Regions from separate parts of the Homo sapiens genome. Here regions 2 and 3 are each linked to region 1. A link is a loop called in an ENCODE intact Hi-C map of the cell type or tissue named here. Cell type or tissue: mammary epithelial cell. All regions are shown on one strand. Links, peaks and the distances in the headings refer to the core of each region. The heading gives the core; the rest is flanking DNA.

Region 1 (8,357 bases), core at 1,414-6,413:
TCCCACCATGGACTTGACCTCATCAGGCTCTCCAGCCTGCCCCAGACCACCTACCGACAGGGACTCATGATGATAGTTTGAGAGTGAATACATTCAAGGCCCAACCCCAGTACTTTACATATCTCCCCTCCAAATCTAGAAACCAATGCCTTGGCTCCCTATGTTCCTACAACTTGGCTTTTTCTGCATAAATCCCCTTTCAAAGCTCTTGTCTTAGAGCCAGTTGATACTGATCGACACATATTTTAATTAAATTTGCATTTACCTATTGATTTTCATACCCAGTCTCATTCCAAAAAGGATTGGAGGCAGCTTCTAACATTTCAATGTGATAATCACTTTGATAAATCTGCCTTACCACCCCTGTTCACAAACACCTGTATCTACATCCACGAAATATAGATGATCTTCATAGTTTAATTGTAAAACAATACACAAAACACCTTTGAAACCTGGCTCCAAGTTTTAAAATAGGTGCATTGTACTTTGTATGCTAAGAAGTTTCAGACAGGATTGGGCGTCCTGGCCACAGAAATAGAGTCTTGTGGGAGACCCCCAGTTTGGATTCAGAGTTTGGGATGGCCAGAAGTATGACCACATTGATTTTCTTTCCTTGTTAGGTGTAGAGAAAAAGAGGTACACAGGTTGTGTTGAAGAGCAGAGTTTCGTCCAAACCAGGTGTTTGGAGCATTGGAGGAGGGAAATTTTCCTCCCTTCCAGGAGCCCCTCCAGCATCCCAGATCTTGCCAACTCAGACCCTTTCCCAGACAAACTTGCCTCTCATCCCTCAGGGAGTCAGTTGATCCCAGCTGGAACTGTAATCCTTTGCTAAAAGGCCTCTTGGCTGAAGCCCAGCTCAGCAGGGAAGGGTTCAGCTTTGTCCTTGGGGGGCTTCTGCAGGAGGTCCCATTCTTGGGGACTCTGACACTGTGGGAATCTGGCAGGTGCCCCTTCCCAGGTTCACAGAGGTTGCTTTGGGGGGTTGCAACAGGACTTGCTTCTCTGGTGTTTATCTCAGTGAAATTCAAGAAAGTCCATGTGCAGTTTCATCCTGGGATAAAGGAGGGTCTTCTCTTCCTACCAGCAACTCCAGGCAAGATACTCTCCTCAGCCCAAAGGGCTAAAGAGAAGGCAAAGGGAACAAAGGAAGGCCATTTTACTCATTGTTGTTGAACTTAAAATGTGTAATTATCTTCTGAAAACAGCTGAAGGGCTTATGTAAAGCATGACACAGGAGAAGGTATTTAAACATGAAACAAGGCAGCATCTTTTGCTGGAGCAGAATACCTGCTTTCCAAACTCCAGATCGACTTTGGAGGAGGAGAATAGCATGACAGCCTCCATGTGTGAGTCCTGTCAACACTTGGCATCCACCTTCCCATTCACTTTTCACAACACTGCATGGTAAACCATTTCACAGATAAAGAAATGGAGTCTCAGAGAACTGGAGTAAATTGCCCAAAGATGCACAGCTACTCAATAATAGAACCTGAATTTGAACCTGCTGGGTAATTCTAGAGCCCTCAGCCTTAGCCACTACACAGCGCTCCTTCCCATACTGTCACTACCCATAGTCGTTCAGCCATGCATTCCCTAGCCACTAAGGCAAAGCAAAAGATAATGGGCTCAATGAACCTCACCCCTCAGATGGGCTAAGTCACACGGCACTTTTGTTTTCATTGTGAATGCCCATCAGTGAGGCACATACTGCCTGTTACAGCAGATCTGCTTCGTGCATTTGTAAGTTTTGCCTGACCCTGGTGTGCATTTGAGTTTGCGATTCCAGGACTACAACATTTCTAATAGGAAAAATGTCAGCTCTGTCTTATTCTGATATTGACATGCTTTGGGGATGCCTTAGGAGGCTAGGAAGCCTTCTAAGTAGCTTCTGAATTTAACACATTTCTATAGAACTGTTACAAGCTGGTTGGGAATGTGGAAGCATGCTCACCAAAGACGGTTTTCATTAGGCTCAAATCAATGATGAGCTTTTCCTGAGAACTTGAGGCTTTAGGAGAGAGTAGCATGGGCCGTTGGATTATTATAACAACAACAACAAAAAGATTTTAATACATTTTTCTCTCATTGTTTTGCCTGATGACAGATGCAATCCCAGATCACAGGCATTTGGTGCATGAGAGCTTTTCTGTTTACAGGTGTCCACTGTGCCTTGGAGAGGGCTGGGGCACCGCCCTAGGGATTGTTATTTCAGACAAGAACTTCACCCTACAAAGTAAAGGCAAGACAAAATGTCATTGTCCCTTTTATGCATCACAGAGGCACATTGGACTTGTAGAAGGAGCATACCTTTTAGACACTAGGTGGACTAGGTAAAACCTGGATTTGAATCCAGCTTTTTCTACTTCACAGTTGTATGACCTAGGACAAGTTACATCAAGTACATTTTTGAGTCCAGTTTCCTCATCAGGGAAATGCAGATAAAAATACAGACTTTGTTAAGGTACCGTAAGGATTAGAGGTGATATATGGAAGACCCCATGCAGGGAAGACCCCCTGGAAGACTCTTTGTAGTTGATCTAGATATTATCAGGAGCAGCGTGGGACATGCGGCACTGCACATGCTGGCCACTAGCTTGCACAGCAGGTCCTCAAATAATGTCATGTTTTTGTTTTTGTTTTTCTGAGACAGGGTCTTGCTCTGTCACCCAGGCTGGAGTGCAGTGACACAATGCTGGCTCAACCTCCTGGGCTCAAGAGATCCTTCCACCTCGGCCTCCTGAGTAGCTGGGATCACAGGTACACACCACCATGCCCAGCTAATTTTTAAATTTTTTGTGGAGATGGGGGTCTCACTGCGTTGCCCAGCCTACACCATTTCATTAGAACATGGATAAGAAAAAAAAAATCCATGCCTTCTGGGGCCACACTCTGTGTGGAGTCTGTACTCTCTCTCCATGTCTGCATAGGTTTTCTCCAGGCACTACCACTTCCTCCCACATCCCAGCGATGTGCACATTAGGAGAACTGGTGTGTCTACATGGTCCCAGTCGGAGCGAGCGTGGGTGTGGGTGAGTGCGCCCTGTGAGGGAATGGCATCCTATCCAGGGCTGGGTCCCACCTTGTGCCCTGAGCTGCCAGGAGGGGCTTCGAGCACTCATTACCCTGAACTGGAATTACTAAGTAAATAATGATCTTGTTTTTATTCATCAAATGCATGTATAGCTCACATTTATTTCAGTGTTTAGTATTAGAAGTGTTTTGAGTCTTTACCTAGAAGTTTGCTGATGTTTTTGTGACCTGAAATATACTGTAGGAACTCAACTCTAGTTTATAGCCATTAGCCTGTAGTAAAATTGGTTTCCCTTTAAGTTGTAGTTCCGAGAACCTAAGGACAACGTTAACTTACTGTACTGTCAAGGTCAAAGGAACTGCTCTGTTTCAGAATGGATGGTTGGACTCCACAAGGGCAGAAAATGCCACACAGCACATCACCTGAAGTGGTGCTCAGAGTGTCGGGTTTCTGGTTTTCAATTATTAAAAACACGCAAACAACTAATACCACCCTCCTCCCACCCCTCTCACCCCACGTGGATAAAGCCAGGTTCAAACCCCTGGGTCGTCCTGGGTGAGGAGCCCTCAAATGGCAGTTTGCTGCCCTCTGCTGTCCATATCGAGAAGTCCTGGGGGGGATGCTTTGGGCAGCACCGCCAGCCTTAACAATCCAAGGAGCTTGGGCGCCCAAGAGGGAGGGAGTACCAGGAAAAGCCACATAGTCGGAGGGGTCTGGCGAAAAAATGAAAATGTGGGACAACTTCTTAAAAACAGTGAGAGTTTCAAGACAGCGAACAGAGTATTAAGCTAAGCTGTGGACATTTGTGAGGGTGGGGCCTGTGCCACTATCTCCCACACTCTGAAGCTGGCCTCATTATTCCCTGCTCCTGACATTGCACGTCAGGGCTATGACAGAGTCTCAGTGGTTCCTGAAGAGTCTAAGTTTAGGAGAATATGTGGGGAGAGGAGTTGCAGGTAAGGTTCTCCCTAATATGCCAGGCTGAGGGGAATCAGTTTCTCTTGGCTATAATGTAGTGGTACTGAAAGTCTAATTTTTTTTTTTTTTGAGACAGAGTCTTGCTCTGTCACCAGGTTGGAGTGCAGTGGCGCAATCTCGGCTCACTGCAAGCTCCACCTCCCAGGTTCACGCCATTCTCCTGCCTCAGCCTCCCAAGTAGCTGGGACCACAGGCGCCCACCACCACGCCCGGCTAATTTTTTTGTATTTTTAGTAGAGACAGGGTTTCACCGTGTTAGCTAGGATGGTCTCGATCTCCTGACCTCGTGATCCGCCTGCCTTGGCCTCCCAAAGTGCTGGGATTATAGGCGTGAGCCACCGCGCCGGGCCAAAAGTCTAATCTTTTTTCCACTTCCTTGCTATTGGAGTTTGAGAAAGAAAAAAACAAAAAAACAAACAAACAAAAAAACAGGACTCCTTGTCCCAGCCTTGGGAACCAATTCAGACTCAGGGAGTCAGACAGATGGAGATTAAAATATCACCTGCATTACAGAACAGACTACTCTGGAGGACAGAGCTTGGCAATGATGAGCATGCTAAAATGCACTCCCCAGTTCCACCAGGAGAGATCCACGCAAATGAGAGTGTGGGCCGACTGCTGTCACCCACTAGTTAGCTAACTCAGCACACTTCCATCGGGAGGATTAAGGAGCAGAGCAAGACGCCAGGAGGATTTAGAGAAAAAGCCCTCTGTGTGGAAACCAGAGCAGTGGGGGGCCAGTGTCCCCCCGATATTATTCAGGGGCTAACTAGGAAGATAGACACCACTCCAAGTAGTTACAACAAAGGGAATCTGATGCAGGGAATTGGTGGAGGTGCTGGGAAGAGAAATCCCAAGATTCTCAGGAATACAAAGTCACTGCCATTCTTAGGATGAAGGAGTGAAGGGGTAAGGTGCTGTTCCCAGATCCCCCAGCCAGATCACTGGCAGGAGCCAGAACCTGTGAGGGTCCCTCTGGCAGGAGCTGGAGCTATGAAGGAAAAAGAGCCACTGCTGGATATGCCACCTGAGATGGAGAGAGACGGGATGAGACCCTAACTTCTCCCTTCTTCCCACCCTGTTTCCTACCAGAACCTTCCACTGGCCACTCAGCGAAAGGCAGCTGATTCAGCACCTGGAGAAGACCGGCAACAGGGCTGAGTTTCCTTGCACTGCAGAGGAGGGGAGAGGCAAGGAGTGGACATGAGCACGGAGGATCCAGGGCACTCCCTTGATGGTGATGCCCTCGAAGGGCTGCCCCGTGCCCATTGTACAGAATGTGGATTCCACCCCACGCCATGAGAGCTCTCGCGCAGGCCCAGACCACTTTATAAGCCATATTTCCCACCAATTCCTGTTTCTGGATCTGTCAGGTTATTTCATATTTCTAGGCCCTTAGCTTTGCTTCCTCTTCCCTGAACGCCCTTTGCCCACATCATCCCAGCTCTCCTTCTCCTCCTGCCTTCTGTCTTCTCTTCCTCTCATTTCTTGTCACCCAGGCTGGAGTCCAGTGGCGTGATCACGGCTCACTACAGCCTTGAACTCCCGGGCTCAGGTGATCCTCCCACCTGAGCCTCCCGAGTAGCTGGGACTACAGATGCACACCACCATGCCAGCTAATTTTTAAAACTGTTTTTAGGGATGGGGTCATCTTCCTGTGTTGCCCAGGCTTGTCTCAAACTCCTGGGCTCAAGTGATCCTCTCACCTCAGCCTTCCAAAGTGCTGGGATTACAGGCATGAGCCACAACATCCAGCCCCTTTTCTCTTTTCTTACCCTTCTTTCCTATTTTCTTTTCCATTTTCTTTCCCTCCCTTCTTCTTTCTTTCCTAACTATTAAGGAGTAGATTGAATTCAAGGTCTTTATGTGTGTCAGTTTTTGTTTTCCAACAAATATTTCTTAAAAACCAACCATTGAAACGTAATGGTAACCACTGGCCCCTGTCTCCACCTCCACACCTAAGAAGCCCCAAATCCAGATGTGTCCATTAAAATCAGTCCAGATCTTCTTTACCAAGCCACTAGATGTCATATTAATTTCACAGCAGAATAGGGAAGCCCATGCCGGAGCTGAAAACCTGCAACAACAAAAAAGCATCTAAATACTGCAAAAAAAAAAAAAAAAAAGAGGGAGAGAGGCATCTTAATATTTGTCCTTAACACATCATACCAGACTTCTGCTTCCAGGAATGACTGGATGTGGTTTTTCTAGGTGGACATAATACAAAATGCAGCTACCTGAAAACAATGGAAAGTGGACAGAGCAGGCAGATTCTGGTGGGAAGTCCACGCAATAAAGAAAAGATGTTACAGGAAGTGAGCGCCCATTTTTGCTGTTTTTAGCTTGGAGGCAGGTGCAGCCATTGTGCAAACCAGGTGTGGTGCTGGTGGAAAAACAGCCATCTTTTTGGACTATGAAAATGGAAGGTTGAGTTCAGGGCAACTATAACTGCCAAAAGAGAGAAGAAAGAGTTCTGGAAGAGAAAGAGCCAAAGAGGGAATTCCCAAATTCTTTCTGCTCCTGTCTGTGGCTGATCCCAAACCACGGACACACACAGCAAAAACAAAAGCATCTCAGCCAGAGACAAAAGAGTCTAAAAGAGACTGGACCTGCCACCTGAGAAACAGAGTTTGAAGTTAGAGTTCAATCACAAAAAAATGCCTGCTAAAACAAAATAAACAAAACCTATTAGAGAAAAGGTGTTCTCTTATCAGAATGTAGGGCCTCCACAACTTAACGTTTATAATGTGTACAATCCAAACTTATTCGACATATGAAGAACTGGAAAAGTGGGACCCATTCTCAAGGGAAAAGATAGCGGAGATTCACTCCAAGATGACCCAGATGTTGGAATTATCCACCAAGGATTTTAAAGCTACTATTATAACTGTTCTCATGCTATAAAATCCACTATTTAGATCATACTTAATTGTGAAGAAATGAATTCTTTCCTCCTAAGATTAGAAACAAGGACGGCATGAATACCCACTTTCACTACTAACACTGAATTTTGTACGAAGGTCCCAGTCAGTTCAATATTTTTAAAAAGATTTTAAAAAAAGCAATAAAAGGCATACATATTGGAAAGGGAAAAGTAAACTGTCTAAATTTGCAGATGACAAGGTCATATAATGGTTTAAAAAAAGCTACTAGAACAATATGTGAGTTTACCAAGGTTAAAGGATACAAGGTCAATATGCCAAAGTCAAGTGAATTTCTATATATTTGCAATGAACAATTCAAAATGGAGTTTTAAAACATTTTTATTTATGATAGTCTCCAAAATACTTTTTAAGAAAGAAAATGACAGAAGCAACCCAAGTGTCTACTGATGGATAATTAAATTATAGTATATAAATACAATGGGGCCGGGTGCAGTGGTTCATGCCTGTAAACCCAGCACTTTGGGAGGCTGAGGTGGGAGGATCACTCGAGCCCAGGAGTTCAAGACCAGCCTGGGCAACATGGTGAAACCCCATCTCTAGAAAAAGTACAACAATTAGCTGAGCATGGTGGTGCACACCTATGGTCCTAGCTACTAGGAGGCTGAGGTGGGAGATCACCGGAGCACAGGAGGTTGAGGCTGCAGTGAGCTGTGATTGTGCCACTGCACTCCAGCCTGGGTGACAGAGCAAGACCCTGTCTCAAACACATATATACATACATATGTGGAATACAATGGAATATTTACTTAAAAAAGAAAGAAAATTCCGACAACATGGATGGACCTTGAAGATATTATGTTGAGTGAACTAGTCACAAAAGGACAAATACTGCATAATTGTACTTTTATGAGGCACTTAGAGTAATCAAACTCAGAGACAGAAAGTAGAATGCTGGTTGCCAGGGGCTGGTAGAATGGAAAGTTATTGTTTAATGTTTATAAAGTTTTAGTTTTGCAAGATAAAAAGATTTCTGTGGATGGATGGTGGTGATGGTTGCACAATGTGAATGTACTTAATGCCACTTAAAAATGGTCAAGATGGTAAATTTTATGTTATGTGTATTGTACCACAATTTTCTTTACAAGGTCTCAAGTTGGACATTAAAATGCCAGGCAATTAAAAGTATTTATGTTTAAAACTTAATTTAAAAAATAATTGACAAGTATATTCTAAAATTTGTTCGAGAAGGCAAAGGACCTAGAATAGCAAGAATACTCTTAAGAAAGGAAAACAAGTTTGGAAGGACTTAAACTACCTGAATTCAAGACTTATCATTAAGATACAGTAATCACAACAGTGTGTTACTGGCATAAAGATAGACCATATGAGATCAATGGAACAAAATAAAAGCTTTAAAATGCACCAATACTTATATGGTCAATTGATTTTCAACAATGGTGCCA
Region 2 (8,357 bases), core at 1,320-6,319, 220 kb before region 1:
TATTAAGCAAAAATTGATTAAAACTAAATGTAAAACCAGAAAAATCTGTAATCATAATGAGATTGGTACCCAATAATTATTTGAATGAGGAGAAAAAATTGTCAGTAAAGATATTGAAAGTTTGAGCAATAAAATGTACAACTTAACATAAATAGCATCTGACTTACGTGCAGTGGGATGCTGCATCCAACAACTACAGAATACATGTTTTCAAATACACAAGGGGAAGTTATCAAAATTCACCATTTATTGATCCATAAAGAAATCTCAACACATTTCTAAAGATTAAAATAATAGTGTATGTTTTCCAACCACAGTGGAAGTCAGTCAGAAATAAACAATAATAAAATAAACTAGAAGATAACTCTAAAAAAATCCCTAATGTTTAGAGATACCCTTCCAAATAAATAATTGCTTAAATAAGACATCATAATGAAAATTAGAAAATTTAAATTAGAAATTAAATATGTTCCAACTTTAGGTCATTGTCTTGCTCCTACATCTCATCATGGGTTGTTAGAAGCAGCCAGGTCACATTTTGAACACTTCACTGCTTAGAAATTTCTTCCACTAGATACCCGAAATCATCTTAAGTTCAAACTTCCACAGATCCCTAGGACATGAACATAATGCAGCCAAGTTCTTTGCTATGATGTAACATCGGCAATATTTACTCCAGCTCCCAATAAATTCCTCATTTCCATCTGAGACCTTGTCAGCCTGGACTTCACTGTCCATATCTCTATCAGCATTTTGGCCACAACCATTTAACCAGTCTCTAAGAAGTTCCAAACTTTCCCTCATCTTCTGTTTTCTTCTAAGCCCTCCAAAGTCTTCTAACCTCTGCCTGTTACCCAGTTCCAAAGCTACTTCCACATTTTCAGTTATCTTTATAGTAACGCCCTACTCCTCAGAACCAATTTTCTGTGTTAGTCCATTTGTGTTACTGTAAAGGAATACCTGAGACTGGGTTACTTATAAAGAAAAGAGGTTTAATTCGTTCATGGTTCTGCAAGCTGTACAGAAAGCATGGTGCCAGCATCTGCTTGGCTTTTGTGAGGTCTTCAGGAGCTTACAATCGTGGTGGAAGGCAAAGCAGTAGCAGGCATGTCACATGGCAAGAACAGGCATGAGAGAGAGAAAGGGGGAAGTTTACACTCCTCTAAACAACCAGGTCTCATGTGAACACCAGGTCCCACCTCCAACGTTGGAGAATACATTTCAACATGAGATTTGGAGGACACAAACATCCAAACCATATCAGTGGGTCTTGGAGAAGAACATTCTTTCTCTTTGTTCATGTTTCTGCATGGGAAGAATATCTACTAGAGTAGCATACCTGGCTTTCTCAGTCCCGCTCATTTATTCCTCCTTCAGCAAAGAGAGGGAGTAGATTTTCTGGCTGATAAGTTAGGGAGAAGGACAGGTCATGTGCAGCCCAGCAACTTTCTATGCTTCTTGTCTCTTTTCTTTTGGGATATGTCTTCCTGAAATAAATACATATTGTATTTGTTTCTCCATATCTTATTATGCAGGACTTCCCTCCTATCCTCTAATAAATTTTTCACATGGCCCTGCGGATCTGCTTTAAACCCATCTCCACCTGCTCTGCACTCTTTGAGGACTGTATCAAATGACTCCTTTGCCCTCTGCCTTCTGGTTAGGTTTGGCCAATGGAAGGCACAGACATGAAATCAGAGGCCAGGAGGAAGAGAATAGGGGCAGGTTGTTTGTTTTCCTGAATCTCCTTCACCAGGTAATGTGTGTGCTGTCTCCTTTGACTGATGGCCACAGCTCCATTCCAACCTCCCTCTCTTGCAGCTATTCTCCTTGGGTTCTGGTAACCTCTCCCTTCTTGTGTTCCTTCAGGCCTAAGGGTGGTAATGGCTTCTTTTCCTTGTGAGCCCCAGGTGTGTCACCATGCCTTCTGGTTTCCATTAACCCTTATAAATAATTCCTTTCCTAATCACTGTTTATTTAACCTGTCGGATGAGCATAACATCTGTTCTTTCCCATACTAGTCAGGGTTCTCTAGAGGGACAGAACTAATGGAATATATACATGTTTATTAAGTTTTTACTCACATGATCACAAGGTCCCACAATAGGCTGTCTATAGGCTGAGGAGCAATGAAAGCCGGTTTGAGTCACCAAACTGAAGAACTTGGAGTCTGATGTTTGAGGGCAGGAAGCATCCAGCACAGGAGGAAGTTGTAGGCTGGGAGGCTAGGCCAGTCTCTCTTTTCACATTTTTCTGCTTGCTTATATTCTAGCCACTCTGGCAGCTGATTAGATTGTGCCTAACCAGATTAAGGGTGGTTCTGCCTTTCCCAGCCCACTGACTCAAATGTTAATCTCCTTTGGCAAAGCCCTCACAGACACACCCAGGATCAGTACTTTGTATTCATCAATCCAATCAAGTTGACACTCAGTATTAACCATCACAGACCCTAAACAACCCAACCTATTGCCTTCTTGCTTACTAGGTTTGGCTGGGCCTGGAGACTGGGCCAGATTTAAAACCAGAGGTAGAAAAGCAAGAGAGGGATCAGATAGTGACCTAGACAGAGAATTTGCTCTATTGAGGGTCATACTGTCAAAAGGCCTGGCCCATGAGTCCTCAGTGCCTGTTCTCAATCGCCCACCTGTTCCCTACTCCCCACCCTCCTGCTCCCATACTGCTGCCTCCACCCCAGGCCAAGGGAGCTCCAGCAGTGGCTTGGAGCTGGAGAAGTCCTGCTGTCCCTGCCCAGCAGATGTGTGTGAGTGAAGGGGTTGGGGGGTGGAGGAGGAACCTATGACACAAAAGAATCTCCTGGTTTCACCACAAGAAGGACTATATGCTCCTAAGGTCTAGGTTGAAATCTGGAGTGGGATTTCCCCAGAAATGTTTTTACATTTACTTCCATCATCACAACACGATTGTTTAGATACATGAGTGAAGAATGGCATTCAATGATGAATGAATTTTATGGGTTGGCTGGACCTAACATTGTTTCTATGGTGAAATGTTTCAAATACATAGCAACCAAATCCCCAAGATGAGAAAATGTCTTCATTTACTAGGTGAAGAAAGACACATATAACCCACGCCCCTGCCATTTGAACTGACGCCACGTGGGAACCTCAGCATTCCTGAATCTTGTAGAAGCTGCCCTTGCCCTTCTTTCACGTCTTCCATTTTGAGGAGACTAAACCTGCTCTCCTTTGGCAGCCGAGGGTGTTTGGAAGTGACTCATGTAGGGAACCCACTGGTTACCCAGTAGCATGAGCACATCAGTCAAACGATTAGACCCCTGCCTCATATGTAGACCAATGACCCTGGAAATTGTTCTGTCAGACTCCTTCCAGTTCTCTGACAATCTGATAGGTGCTGGGAACACACTGCCTGGAGGTGAGTTGTTTACTTGGTTTAAGTGGTTCAGCTGAAGATTTCAACAGAGCTCTGCTGAGTTCGTACGGCAATACCAGTAGCCAGTGTTTAAACATTCATACCCCATGAAGCCAGACGATATCCAGAAATGGCACAGCTTGGAGATGCATCTTACCGAGATCACTGAGCTGCTGTGGCCTGAAAGCCCATTTAACTAGGAAGAATTATATGCAACAAAAAGCACGTTTACAAAGTCTGAAGGCTTCCTTGAGTTAGCATTTGAATGGTTGTCTTTTCTTTCATATGTGTTCTGACAAACTTTATGTTTGACTAGGTGTCTCTGTGGCTTTCTGAAATGATAATGAGTGTCAATAAATATATGGCTATATCTACATTTTAAAGTGTCAGAATAGAAGCAAATTGGAGCCAATGTGACATGGAATAAAGACTATATGAGCTTTATCACTGGACAGACCAGGTTACAATCCAGGAGCTTTGACTTATCAGCTGTGTGTCCTCGACATAGTTACTTAGCCTCCCTGAGCATGTGTCCTTAGATGTGAAATAGGAATAAGGGCACTTTATTGCCTTGTGGAGCTGTAGTAAGTGTCAACCTGGGATCAAACATTTATACATCTACTAGTTGCCTGGCATATTGAAGGTGCTCAGTAAATTGTAGATAAAAATATTTAGGATCTCATCTCATCTGAAACAGAATAAATCTGTGGATACTGGCTGCATTTACTATGAGGAATGATAGAGGGCAGACTTTACAAAGTTATGTATAAAATACATCGTCTTTCATTTTGACTTCCAAGAGGGTAGTGAGAATTCCATAAATGACTTTCTTAAATGTTTTGGCTGAAAGATGCCTCTGTCGCTACTTTTAATTTCTTTGCAGAAACTGGGGGTTTCCTGTTAGGCAAGAATTCCAGAGAAGGATATTGGGCAATGTTTAATTGACAACTTTCATCACCATGTACATGCCTGGTCCCCCAGATAATGGTGGAGCATTTTTGGCAGGTTTCTGACCACCTCTATACCTGTCATAGATTTGCTGATAAGTAGAGGAAATGAAAGATGCTGAATTTTCCTGACATCATTTCAAATTGCATCATTTGAAAACAGTATGAAGTGTATGACTAGAAGCATTACGGAATACAGAAAATCAACTTGCAGCTAACTGGCAATCAGGTTACCTCTAAATTAATGGTGGATTGGGCTGAGTGTGAATTCCATTCCACCACGAAAGAATGAATGGACATTCAATAAATATTTGTGGAACTCTGAAGACGTCCTGAAATGTAAACATTTGTTCTAGTTTACACTGCCACCTGCAGTCTTTGGGGGAACCAGCCTCACTGAATCTCCACAGCATTAAGTGTTATTTATCACTGCTTGACATTTTCAATAATTTAGAGATAAAAAACGGTATGTCTAAGTTGCTTTAGCTAGAATTTTTTGCTTACTGAAGATTTCCTACCTGTGGACTTCAACATTTTTATTTTTTAAATGAATTTATGATTATATCTTTGGCTCATTTTTCTATTTGAATCCTGACAATGTTTTTCTTAACTTCTATAATGGGCTTTTTGAAAATCATTGGTATCATCCTTTACAAAATGTAAGTGATACAGTTTTGTTAGTCTATGATTTCCTTGGCAGAGACCATAGAACATGGCAAACACTGAAAAATGTGTATTGAATTATGTTCTTTTAAGTAATCTTATATTTAAAAATACTTTTAAAAATATAAAAGAACTATGTACTTATTATTTTCAAAAAAATAAATATGTAGGCAGAGTAGAAGGATCCCCACTCAAAGGCAATCACTGTAGTTGTTACCAGGTACTTTTAATTTATTTTAATACCTGAATACTGTTCCTGCAAGTTATATTCTTATTTACCGATTTTCCAGTGCGTTCTCAGTTAGTTTTCAATTTTGCTCTATCATATACTGTTGTTACAAGAACAAAACACTAAATTATAAATATTTGTATTTACAATTGTATTGCAGTCTTCAAACCATGTGATCAACCACCTCCCTCCCACAACACACACACACGCACGCACGCGCACACACACACACACACACACACATATATATATAGTCTAAGAACAGCAAGTCCAGGGGAAGAGATTTTTGCTCTGCTGACTTGGGGGGAGTAGAAGACGTTATGAATGGCTGAAGGTAAAAGAATTGTTTACTAAGAAGGTAGTTGGGTTTGCCCAGAGGGAACACATATCAGAGGAATAGGTTATGGGATAGAGAAGATGAGAGAGTTGCACTTTTGGAAGAGAGAGAGAGATGATTAAAGAGGATTTTAACGAAGTTTTGATGTATAAGCCACTGCTACACATGTGGGATGATGAATTATTTATCTGTCTGTGATATGCTAAGTGAAAAAATTGTTGACCGGGCGCAGTGGCTTATGTCTGTAATCCCAGCATTTTGGGAGGCCAAGGCGATGGATCACAAGGTCAGGAATTTGAGACCAGTCTGGCTAATATGGCGAAACTCCATCTCACTAAAAATATAAAAAATTAGCCAGGCATGGTGGCATGTGCCTGTAGTCCCAGCTACTCAGGAGGCTGAGGCAGGAGAATCACTTGAACCCAGGAGGCAGAGGTTGCAGTGAGCCAGGATTGTGCCACTGCACTCCAGCCTGGGCGACACAGCGGGACTCCGTCTCAAAAAAAATTTGTCAGTCAGCATTTAGAAACTTTTATAGCTCTTTGGCATTGCTGCAAACCCAAGTGCATAATACACGTCCGTGGACTTGTACAACAGGGAATGTGAGAAATCACACAACTAGTGCAATAGGACCACATTAATAACATGATATTTTAAGGTCTAACAACTGTAATCCAAAAGTTTATAAAAACCTGAGAAAAATGTAAGATTGTAAAAATAGTTGTATGACTATTTTAATTTTTAATCAAGGCTGTTTTAAAACTTAAAATTTTACTTAAATTACGAAGTAAAAGTTGTTCTATTTATTGTTAACTTTAATTCACAGATGGCGAAACAAGCTCTACTGGACCATTTCATCATGAAATGATACAACTTTTCTGAATGTGGCAGTAATAAACCAAATGGTAATAATGAGAGTGATTCTGAAAAACTGAAGATCAAACACATTCAGACTACTTTTACTTGGAAATATGATACGTCATATGCTGAGTACAGGTTTGTAGCCTGAATTGATGAGGAAGTGCTTAAAAACGTGGTGTTTTCGTTTATAGAAATGTACCATGTAATGAAGCAATAAATCCACCAAAACTTAAGTGGGACTTACATATAAAATCAAAAAAGATTTATTTGAAAGAATATTGAAATTAAAATGTAATGATTAAAAAGCTAACAGAAGCAGATGTTCAATATTTCACATATAATCAATAGTACTTTGCAGGCATATTTTTTTCTTTTATTTATTTATTTTTTTTCTTTTTTTAAATATTTTTATTATATTTTAAGTTCTAGGGTACCTGTACACAACGTGCAGGTTTGTTACTTATGTATACATGTGCCATGTTGGTTTACTTCCCCCTTTAATTCGTCATTTATATTAGGCACTTCTCCTAATGCTATCCCTCCCGCATTCCCCCACCCCACGACAGGCCCCAGTGTGTGATGATCCCCGCCCTGTGTCCATGTGTTCTCATTGTTCAATACCCACCTATGAGTGAGAACATGTGTTTGGTTTTCTGTCATTGCGATAGTTTGTTCAGAATGATGGTTTCCAGCTTCATCCATGTCCCTACAAAGGACATGAACTCATCCGTTTTTTATGGCTGCATAGTATTCCATGGTGTATATGTGCCACATTTTCTTAATCCAGTCTATCATTGATGGACATTTGGATTGGTTCCAAGTCTTTGCTATTGTGAACAGTGCTGCAATAAACATATGTGTGCACGAGTCTTTATAGCAGAATGATTTATAATCCTTTGGGTATATACCCACTAATGGGATGGCTGGGTCAAATGGTATTTCTAGTTCTAGATTCTTGAGGAATCACCATACTGTCTTCCACTCGGTTGAACTAGTTTACACTCCCATCAACAGTGTAAAAGCGTTCCTATTTCTCCACATCCTCTCCAGCACCTGTTGTTTCCTGACTTTTTAATGATCACCGTTCTAACTGGTGTGAGATGGTATCTCATTGTGGTTTTGATTTGCATTTCTCTGATGACCAGTGATGATGAGCATTTTTTCATGTGTTTGTTGGCTTCATAAATGTCTTCTTTTGAAAAGTGTCTGTTCATATCCTTTGCTCACTTTTTGATGGGGTTTACAGGCGTCTTATAAAGTAGCACCTCAGGTTGCTAAGTCTAAGACCCTTACAGTTGCTGAGACATTGCTGGGAGATTCCAGCAATGGAATCTCCATTATGTTGGAGCAATGGAATCTCCATTATAAGCCAAAGATGTTGGCTTATAAATGTTGGGCGAATCTGTGGCAAAATATAAGCTTCAAATGCTGTTTTAAAATGACACCATTGGTCAAGCACGGCAGCTTACGCCTGTAATCCCAGCACTTTGGGAGGCCAAGGTGGGCAGATCACTTGAGGTCAGGTGTTCGAGATCAGACTGGCCAACATGGCAAAGCCCCATCTCTACTAAAAAATACAAAAATTAGCCAGGTGTAGTGGTGCACACCCATAATCCCAGCTGCTTGGGAGGCTGAGGCATGAGAATTGCTCGAACCAGGGAGGCGGAGGTTGTAGTGAGCCAAGATTGTGCCACTGCACTCCAGCCTCAGCAACAGACAGAGACTCTGCCTCAAAAAAAAAAAAAAAAAAGTAATAATACCATTGCTCAATGTATTAAAAAAATGACTATTAATAAGAAAAACCAACTCATAGAACACAAAAAACTTGTAATGTTTACTTCACTGAAATTTCACAAGTCCACAGATATTACTAACATGGTCAATTTATTTTAGTATTTATGCTGGTGTTTTATTTATTTTATTTGATTAA
Region 3 (8,357 bases), core at 1,304-6,303, 240 kb before region 1:
CCAATAGCAATAGAGAATTATATTATAGTGTCATTATTTGAGTAGTGGTTCTTTCTCTCACTGACAGTAGAGTCCTGGGGAGGTAGGAATCATGTATGATTTTGAATTAACATTGAGTCTGTAGCACAATTAGTACTTGAGCACCCAATTAAAAATAACAGCCTCCATCATTCTTTTTTTAATAGTTTTCTTTTTTCTTTTTTATAATCTTTTATTCTTTTTTCATAGCAGTTATAATCACTTGCCATATATGTGTGTATGTATATGGCAATAATATATATGTATTTATTTCCTTTGTTACATTGAAAGCTTCATAAGGGCAGAGAATTTGTCACTGATTTATTTTTTCCCAGCACCAAAAACAGTACCTGGCACTTGATGGTCATTTCATAAGTAGTTTTTGCATATGTAGCATTTAATAAATATTTGTTCAAAGAATAAATATATTTTGTGTAATAATAATAACAGCCACCCTCACCAGCAATATGATGGTACTTAATTAGCCCACCTAGCTTTATGCAATTGTATGTCTATATTTTCCATAAATTTATTATGTAAAGTTATAATAATTACTACCAAATTTATCAAAATAACTACATTAATATACAAAATTCAACCTTTACTATAGTCAGTAGTCAAGGTAACTTGTTTATCTGCTCATATACCCTTAAAATAATTTATGAATCCATTGCCCCAGAAGAGGAAAATCAAATAATGATGAACATCCAATCCATGATTGCAGTTAGATCTGTTAAGGAATTATTATCTGTCTCCTCCAGGGTAAGTGTTCTTTTGATCAGCCCTGCTACATTTCCCTTCGAAGAGGTCTTATGAATATTCACTGCCACTGATATGAATGGAAATGCTCATTTTCCTCAAAAAGGAAGGCAGGTTGGCAAATAACAAAATTGGCCATAGTAAGGATGGACTGAAGAGGGTGGAGGATGGACTAAGAGGGTGAAGGATGGTGGTTGGAAAGGCAGATGTCTAGGACTTGAAATCCTCACAGGACTGCCTTTATGTCTTGTACTGCAATCAGGCAGGCAAAAGAGTGGCTTGGGATGATGCTCCCAGCTTCCCAGTTTCTCCAAATCCTTACCTCTGCGGCTTCCTTCTGCAGTGGCCTAAGAAATCTAGGTTACTTGTGCCACCTGCTGCCCAGATTGTGGATGACTTGCTGACATGCATACACACCTCTTGGGATTTTGTTTGTTTGTTTGCTTCAAGCAATTTTTACCCAGCTCACTCCTTATCCATGGCTTTCTGACTTTCTTGTTTTCTTTTTTTTGTTGTTGTTCTTTACAGAGATAATCAAGGTAAACTGACTTTCTCCTCCTCTTGTCCTTGGAGCACACCTTCTGAGCTATGAATATACGTGAAAGCATGGTCTGGGAGGGTGCTTTGGAAAAAACTGGGGCTCACAGCTTCCACATGCTGTTCTCATTTCTGACCATGTTTTAACCTCTTGTTTCCATTCAATGCACTAATGGCCTTGGGTAGGCCCTGCTGGAACAAAGATGAATGAGACGTGATTCTGCTCCCCAAGGAGCTCATAGACTACTGGGAAGGGGGAGTGTAGATACATAAACAAATAATTAAAATTCAATGTTATGATAGGGACAATACAGACACAGAGGGAGATGTAAAGTCCACTGATGGGAACCAGCAGAGCTTTGGAGAGGAGATGCTGCTTACCTACTCTCTGAGGGATGGGCTGGGGTTCAGAAGGTGGAAAGGAGGACTGGCGTTTTAGGGAGGTGGAATGGCATTTGCAAAAGTAGCGGGGAAACAGCCTATTTGGGGAGTAGTGAGAAGTAATTTGGTAACCACTGTTAACATTTTCTCATAGGTCCTTCCAGGCTTTCTGACATGCATTTTCCTGTGTATATTTGTGAATGGATGAGTGTGTGTGTGTGTGTGTGTGTGTGTGTGTCTGTGACTTGCCTTCATTTCACTAAACATTGTATGTTAGAAGTCTCTCCGTGTCAGTAAAGAAAAGCTCCTTCATTTTTTAAAACTTCTGTAGTGTTCTATTGTGTTGATCTATTATAGTCCCTCTTTAATAGACCGTTTAGGTAGTTTCCAGTTTTTCACCTCCTATGTGTATCTTCGTGAACCAATGTCTAGAGAGGAAGTTGCTGAGTTAAAGGGTACCTACATTTAAATATTGACTGCTATTACTTAATGACCTCCAAAAAGGCTTTACCAATGTATACTCTTCATGGAGTGGCTAAAGTATGTCATGGCCTAGTAAGTCTTTCACATTTTCCCCTTTCTGCCTTAATCCATGGCATAATTTTCCTCTCCCGAAAATAATGATCCTGACAGCAATCCTACATGTATGGAATGAGTTGCCCCCATTTTACAGATGACAAAAAACGGAGGATCAGAGGAGTTGGGTCTTATCCACAGTGCCCCAGGGAGTCAGAACCAGAACTAGAACTCGGGCCTTCAGAATCCTAAAGCTTTTTCTACTATGTTGCTAGGCAACACTTCTCCCTTTTGATTCTTGTGCCAATGCTACTTGTTGCCATGGTACTGCTGGGACAAGGAGCAATAAGTTGTAATTAAGCAGTGAGCTAGAATCTTTGCTCCTAGCAGAAAAGGTTTTGTTTTGCCCTTATGTGTGGGTGGACAGGAGATAAGGCCACCAGGGCTGCACTTGGTGCAGAGAGGGGCAGTTGGAAGAAGCCAGCTGATTATCATGTAGGTTTCATGTGAGGGCGGATGTTCATCTTCACTTTGCCCATTTGAAACCATGTTTGCCCAGAAATGCCTGGATGGGGGTGCTGTGTGGGGTCCCTGCCTAGACACTGGCTTGTCAAAAATCAGCATCCAACTTCAGTGTGTGCCTTCTCAGTCTAGAAGAAATAGGGGCCTCGTTGTTAACAGCACCATTCTGGAATCAGACAGGTCTGGGTTCAAATGCTGGTTTTGCCGCTTACAGAAATTTACCAACATTTTCTGATTCTCAATTTCCCTGTCTGAGTGGGGACAATCAGGGTGACCTCGTAAGGTGTTCTGTGTATTGAGTGAGAAAATGGGGCTAATCACTTAGCCAAATGCCTGACATTAACTACCATTTGTTAAGCGATCAGTGCATGTAGCCAATGCTAGCGTTTTATTTTTATCATTCACCCACCCGTTCTTCTTTGTATGCTTTGCAGTAATCAAAGGGTTTCCAAAACATCTTTAGTATTCCATCACTCAGTGCTGAGTTGAGGGATTACGAAAGCTCATCATGTTTTTCTCTTTAGACAAGAACACTCAAAAACAGATTTTCAAAAGATTTGATGTAGTGAAGTTCTGCACCTCAGAAATGTGTGTTATCTGCCCCAGGAATGAGTCATCGGTAGTAGGAGGAAAAGTGAAACTGTTTTTCAAAGGCGACACAATGGAAATTGCACAATTCAAATTACTGCAATTGCCTTTTCAGCTGAATCCAAGGAAATGTTTTGTTTTTTTTTTTTTCAATTCATTCAGTTGACTTTTTGAACACTTCTTATTTGTCAGGCCCCATGCAAGGGGTGAAAAGATGAATAGAACATGGCCCCTGCCCAGGGAGTTCACAGTTTAGTAGGGGAAGAGGAATTTGAAATAATTACAGCAATGCGATAGCTGCTGTGGTGAGGTCTGTGGATGGCGTTGCGGGGACACTAGAGCAGGAAGTCCTTAACTCGGGGAGAGAGGGAAGTCGGGAGAGAGAGGAATATCGGGAAACACTTCACAGAGCTGGTATCAGCTGGGCTAAGTCTAAAAAGATAAGGGCAATCAGCAGGCAGAAGGCACTTGGGCAGAGAAAATGGTGGGGAAGCGGGAGAGAGCACGGAGCCTTCAGATCTGGGTGGGGGACAAGGCTGGAGGAGCAAGCGCCTGCACCCACAGGCCTGGCCCTGTGCTGCATAACTCACTCCTTCTAAAAGCACCCCCTGCTCCCTCCCATTCTTGCAGTGCTCACTACTTTCCTCCTGCTCCTCAGGTTTGCTGTCTCTGCTCCTACCCGGCCCCTCCTCCCCTGCATTCTTACCCTGGGCTTCATCTTCTTTCTTCCTGTCACACCTGAAACTCCAAACCCTTACCTTTTACATCCCTTGCAAAGATGTTCCAATGATCCTCGATGCTACAGGGTAAATATTTCACTTGTTCTGGTCTTTTGTGCAACCCTCTCATCAGGCATAGAACTTAATTCTAGATTTGCACCCATTAGAATACGAATCTCACCCCAAGGCAGCCAGGAGGAGCTGTCTCCATTGCAAACGCACTGATTCCTTTATTCCTTCTCCTAGGTGTGTCCTGAGGACATGGCTCAGCTACTAGACTTTTTTTTTGGTTTTTGTTTGTTTAATTCTTTGTCCTTTAGAGATAGGGTCTCTCTCTGTCACTCAGGATGGGGTGATCACAACTTACTACAGCCTTAACCTCCTGGGCTCAAACCATCCTCCCACCTCAGCCTCCCGAGCGAGTACACTTTTGATGCGGGAGAGGCCTCGTCATTTGCAAGTGAGGCAGAGCAGTGCCACTTCCAGCTGACCACGTGGCCTAGGAGGTAAAGACCTAGGCCATCCAAGTATGTTGGGGTTCCAGCTGTGTCTGAGGTGGGGATGTGACTTTGTGTTTCCCCACCTCTGATTAGTGGGAGTGTGCCAAGGTGCCTTTCATTGTTTCTCCTGGGACAGAGAATCAGACAGCTACTACTCCACAGAGTTCTCGTTGCTGGCCCAGGCTCTTCTTTGGAATGAAACTGTCTGCAATGTAGATGCAATTCCAGGAATAATTATAAACCAATCCACAATGAACTGTCCCTGAAGACTGAGATGCCCAGGTGCTTGTGAGTGGCTGCTGGTCTGACCATTTGGATGCCTCTCTGAATAAATTTACCCTAGCAGGGCCAGGCTGCATGCATCATTTTACATATTGCTTACTATTGTGAAAACACATTTTTATATTCTGGCTTTTTACACTTAATAATACGTTAATAAATTTTTCCATCTTGTAGGCTTTCTAGTTGTCATATTTAATTACTTCATAATATTTAGGTGAGTGAATTGATCATAATTTACTAACCTTTCGGCCCACAACTGAATATTTAGGCAGGTTCTAATTATTTTGTTAGTGTGCTTAATACTTCGAGGAACATCTTTTTGTTTATGTTGATTAATCTCCTCAGGATAAATTCCCATGAGTAGAATTTCTAGTTCAGGAAGCCTAACCAACACTTCTGGAATGCGCTTCCATTCTCATCTCACCTAACCGCTCTGGTTTTATGCTTGATTAGTTACTAGAATGGGATAGAAGGAAAAAGGAAGTAAGCAGAGATTCTGGGGTTCTTCCAAAAGTCAGGCTCACTTAGATATGGGAGACTTGGGGCCACCAGATAGCTGTGTGGGGAGACATGGTACTAAGAGATCAGGGAGAAAGACACACATCAGAATGACACAGAGATAACCATAGTCTCTGAATTAGTCAGAAGAGGCTAACGATGGCAGCAAATAGCCCCAAGCTTTAACTACAAGGAATAAATTTATTTCTTGCATAGGGATAGATGGGGCAAGGGACCTTCATTCAGGCTATTTCATACCGAGACATCCCCCTGCTCTGGGTCAGAGGGATCTTCTCCATGCAGATGGGGAAAGAGCAAGTATCACACTGGGGAGATTTCACGGGTCAGGCCTGTTAGTGGTCTACATCCCTTCTGTGTAAAATCCATTGTCCAGAACCCAGACAGAAGTCCTCACTTGAATGCAGAGAAGGCTGGGAAGTATAATTTAGGTATATGTCCAAGGTGGAAGAGGAGAACACAGATACTGGTGCGTACAAGCGGTCTCTGCTGGAGTCTTTTTCAAAATTTAGCCAGTCAAGCCTGAAAACAGGAGAAGCTGGGCAGTAAACAGAAATGGAGCTTTGCTGCTCATACACACTTTGCATGCAAAGTAATGCAAATAGAATGTGCCTTTCCAAATTTTGGCAGTTTCAAGCAATAGCTGCAGTGTCGCACAGTTCTTGGGACTTCTCCCCACTTCCCCCACCATCTGCACAGGAAGTGAAACACAAAGGGTCACATTTTACTTTTGTGTGGATTTCAGGGCAGGCCAGACGCTGGTAATACTGCTTGCTAACCTTCACTGCTTCCCCCTCCCTCTCTACAGCTTGGTTCCTTCAGTTCTTAAGTTTGATCAGGTACTTCCAGCTTCAGATTTTTACTCTTAATTTTCCAGATTCCTGACCTCATATCTTCTTTCTTTTTTTTTTCCCGATGTTTATTCTGCACTAACTGTTGTGCTGAGAACTTTATAAAAGTAATGGGAGGAAAGAAAATATTGCTGCAGTTTCAGGTTGTTAGCCTAGTATGGTGACAGAAATTCACTAAGGGGGAAAAATTGGCTAGGTGCGGTGTCTCATGCCTGTAATCCCAGCACTTTGGGAGGCTGAAGTGAGCCGACTGCTTGAGCTCAGGAGTTCAAGACCAGCCTGGGCAAAATGGTGAAACCTTGTCTCTACAAAAAATACAAAAATTAGCTGGGCGTGGTGGCGTGCACTTGTAGTGCCAGATACTCAGGAGGCTGAGGTGGGAGGATCACTTGAGCCCGGGAGGAGGAGATTTCAGTGAGCCGAGATTATGCCCTGACACTCCAGCCTGGGTGACAGAGCCAGACTCTGTCCCCCCCACCCCAAAAAAAGTCCTTTTGTTGAAGACACACCTTAATGGATTTGTTTGCCTATAAAAAGTGAAGGTTTTCCTGAGCAGAGAGGGAGACAATGAATTGCTGTGTATGAGAGAGTGAAAAGAAAATAATAATTTTGGAATTGGAGTTGTCTTCTACTGGGTCCTTGAGAAGGTACTGGTGACACAGTAAAGAAGGTAATGTTTTGAACCTGGCTATGCATTAAAGTTACTGGGGGGACTTTGATTTTTGAGACTTAAAAAAAATAAATTTTGAAAACAAATCTGGAAATTGTACAAATCGTACATGCATAGTCTGATGGATTTTCACTCACTAAGCGTGCCTGTGTAATCATCCTTTGGGTAAGAAGGTAAATATCACTAGTACCCAGGTGTCCCCTCCCAGGTGCTGCCCTACTCCTTCAAGGCAACCATGACTCTGATTTCTAACACCATTGATAGTTCTGCCTGTTTTCGAATCACATGTAATGTATTGTTCTTTTTGTTGGATTTCTCTTTTTTCACGTTATTGTTGTGAGATTCAACCATGTTGATACAGGTAGCAGGAATTTGGTCACTTTCATTGCTGTATAGCATGAACACAGCAAGAATGTGTAGTATGGGTATTCCTCAGTTTATTTGTCCATCGTTGATGGACGTTTGTGTTGTTTCCAGTGTTTGGCTATTTTTCACACTGCTGTTATAAACGTTCTTTAAAATTAATTTTACTGTGATAAAATATATATAACATAACATTTTCTATTTTAATCATTTTGAGGATATAATCCAATGCCATTAGTTACACTCACTATCTACTATCTACTTCCAGACATTCTTTTTTTTGTAACAACTTCATTGAGATTTAATTCACCATTACATAATTCATTTGTTTAAAGTCTAAAATTCAATGACTTTTAGAATATTCACAGAGTTGTGCAACCATCACCACAATCAATTTTGGAACTTTTTTTAATCACCCCAAATAGTATAGATACCCTGTATTCATTAGCAGTCACTCTTCATTTCCACCCACCAGGCCCTCCCAGCCCTAGGCAACTACTAAACTACTTTCTGTTTTTATAAATTTGCCTATTCTGGACATTCCATGTAAATAGAATTATCCATTATTAGGTCTTTTCTGACTGGCTTCTTTCACTTAGCATAACATTTTCAAGGTTCATTCATGTTGTAGCATGTGTCAGTAAGTACTTCAATCCTTTTTATCACTGAAATGTAGTCCATTATACGGCCAGATATACTACATTTTATTTATCCATTCATCATTTGATGGACATCTGAGTAGTTTCCAAGCTTTGGCTGTTATGAATAATGCTGCTATAAAGATTTATGTGCAAATGTTTCTGTGAATATGTTTTCATTTCTCACTCTTGTTTTTTGTTAGACACAGGGTCTCACTCTATTGCCCAGGCTGGAGTAGAGTGGTGTGATCACAGCTCACTGAAGGCTCTAATACCTGGGCTCAAGCAATCCTCTTGCCTCAGCCTCCTAAGCAGCTGGGACTGCAGATGTACACCACCACACTTGGCTAATTTTTTTTTTTTTTTTTTTTTTTTTTTTGTAGAGACAGGGTCTCACTATGTTGCCTAGGCTGGTCTCAAACTCCTGGCCTCAAGTGATCCTCCTGCCTTGCACTCACAAAGTGCTGGGAGCACAAGCATGAGCCACTACACTTGGC

The links. Peaks named below come from ENCODE experiments on the same cell type or tissue, not always from the same donor. Only the 100,000 strongest peaks of a DNase experiment are listed, where the experiment ranks them.
Region 2: it touches region 1 in a loop (12-fold over the local background); 59 of 110 quality-filtered maps call a loop at or near these places.
Region 3: it touches region 1 in a loop (11-fold over the local background); 3 of 110 quality-filtered maps call a loop at or near these places.

What each region holds. Positions count from the first base shown.
Region 1 is chr11:12,959,508-12,967,864 of GRCh38, reverse strand. No RefSeq gene overlaps it. Among named protein-coding and RNA genes, the nearest start is that of LINC00958, 26 kb to the left of the region's middle. RefSeq lists a silencer at 3,517-3,576. In mammary epithelial cell, for the core only: CTCF peaks have their summits at 3,619 (motif pointing left) and 6,032; no DNase peak of the experiment used is centred there.
Region 2 is chr11:13,179,547-13,187,903 of GRCh38, reverse strand. No RefSeq gene overlaps it. Among named protein-coding and RNA genes, the nearest start is that of BMAL1, 94 kb to the left of the region's middle. In mammary epithelial cell, for the core only: CTCF peaks have their summits at 4,139 and 4,715 (motif pointing left); a DNase peak (open chromatin) is centred at 4,433; H3K4me3 peaks cover 183 bases; H3K27ac peaks cover 622 bases.
Region 3 is chr11:13,203,329-13,211,685 of GRCh38, reverse strand. No RefSeq gene overlaps it. Among named protein-coding and RNA genes, the nearest start is that of BMAL1, 70 kb to the left of the region's middle. RefSeq lists an enhancer at 3,881-4,438. In mammary epithelial cell, for the core only: a CTCF peak has its summit at 4,244; a DNase peak (open chromatin) is centred at 3,355; H3K4me3 peaks cover 605 bases; H3K27ac peaks cover 1,407 bases.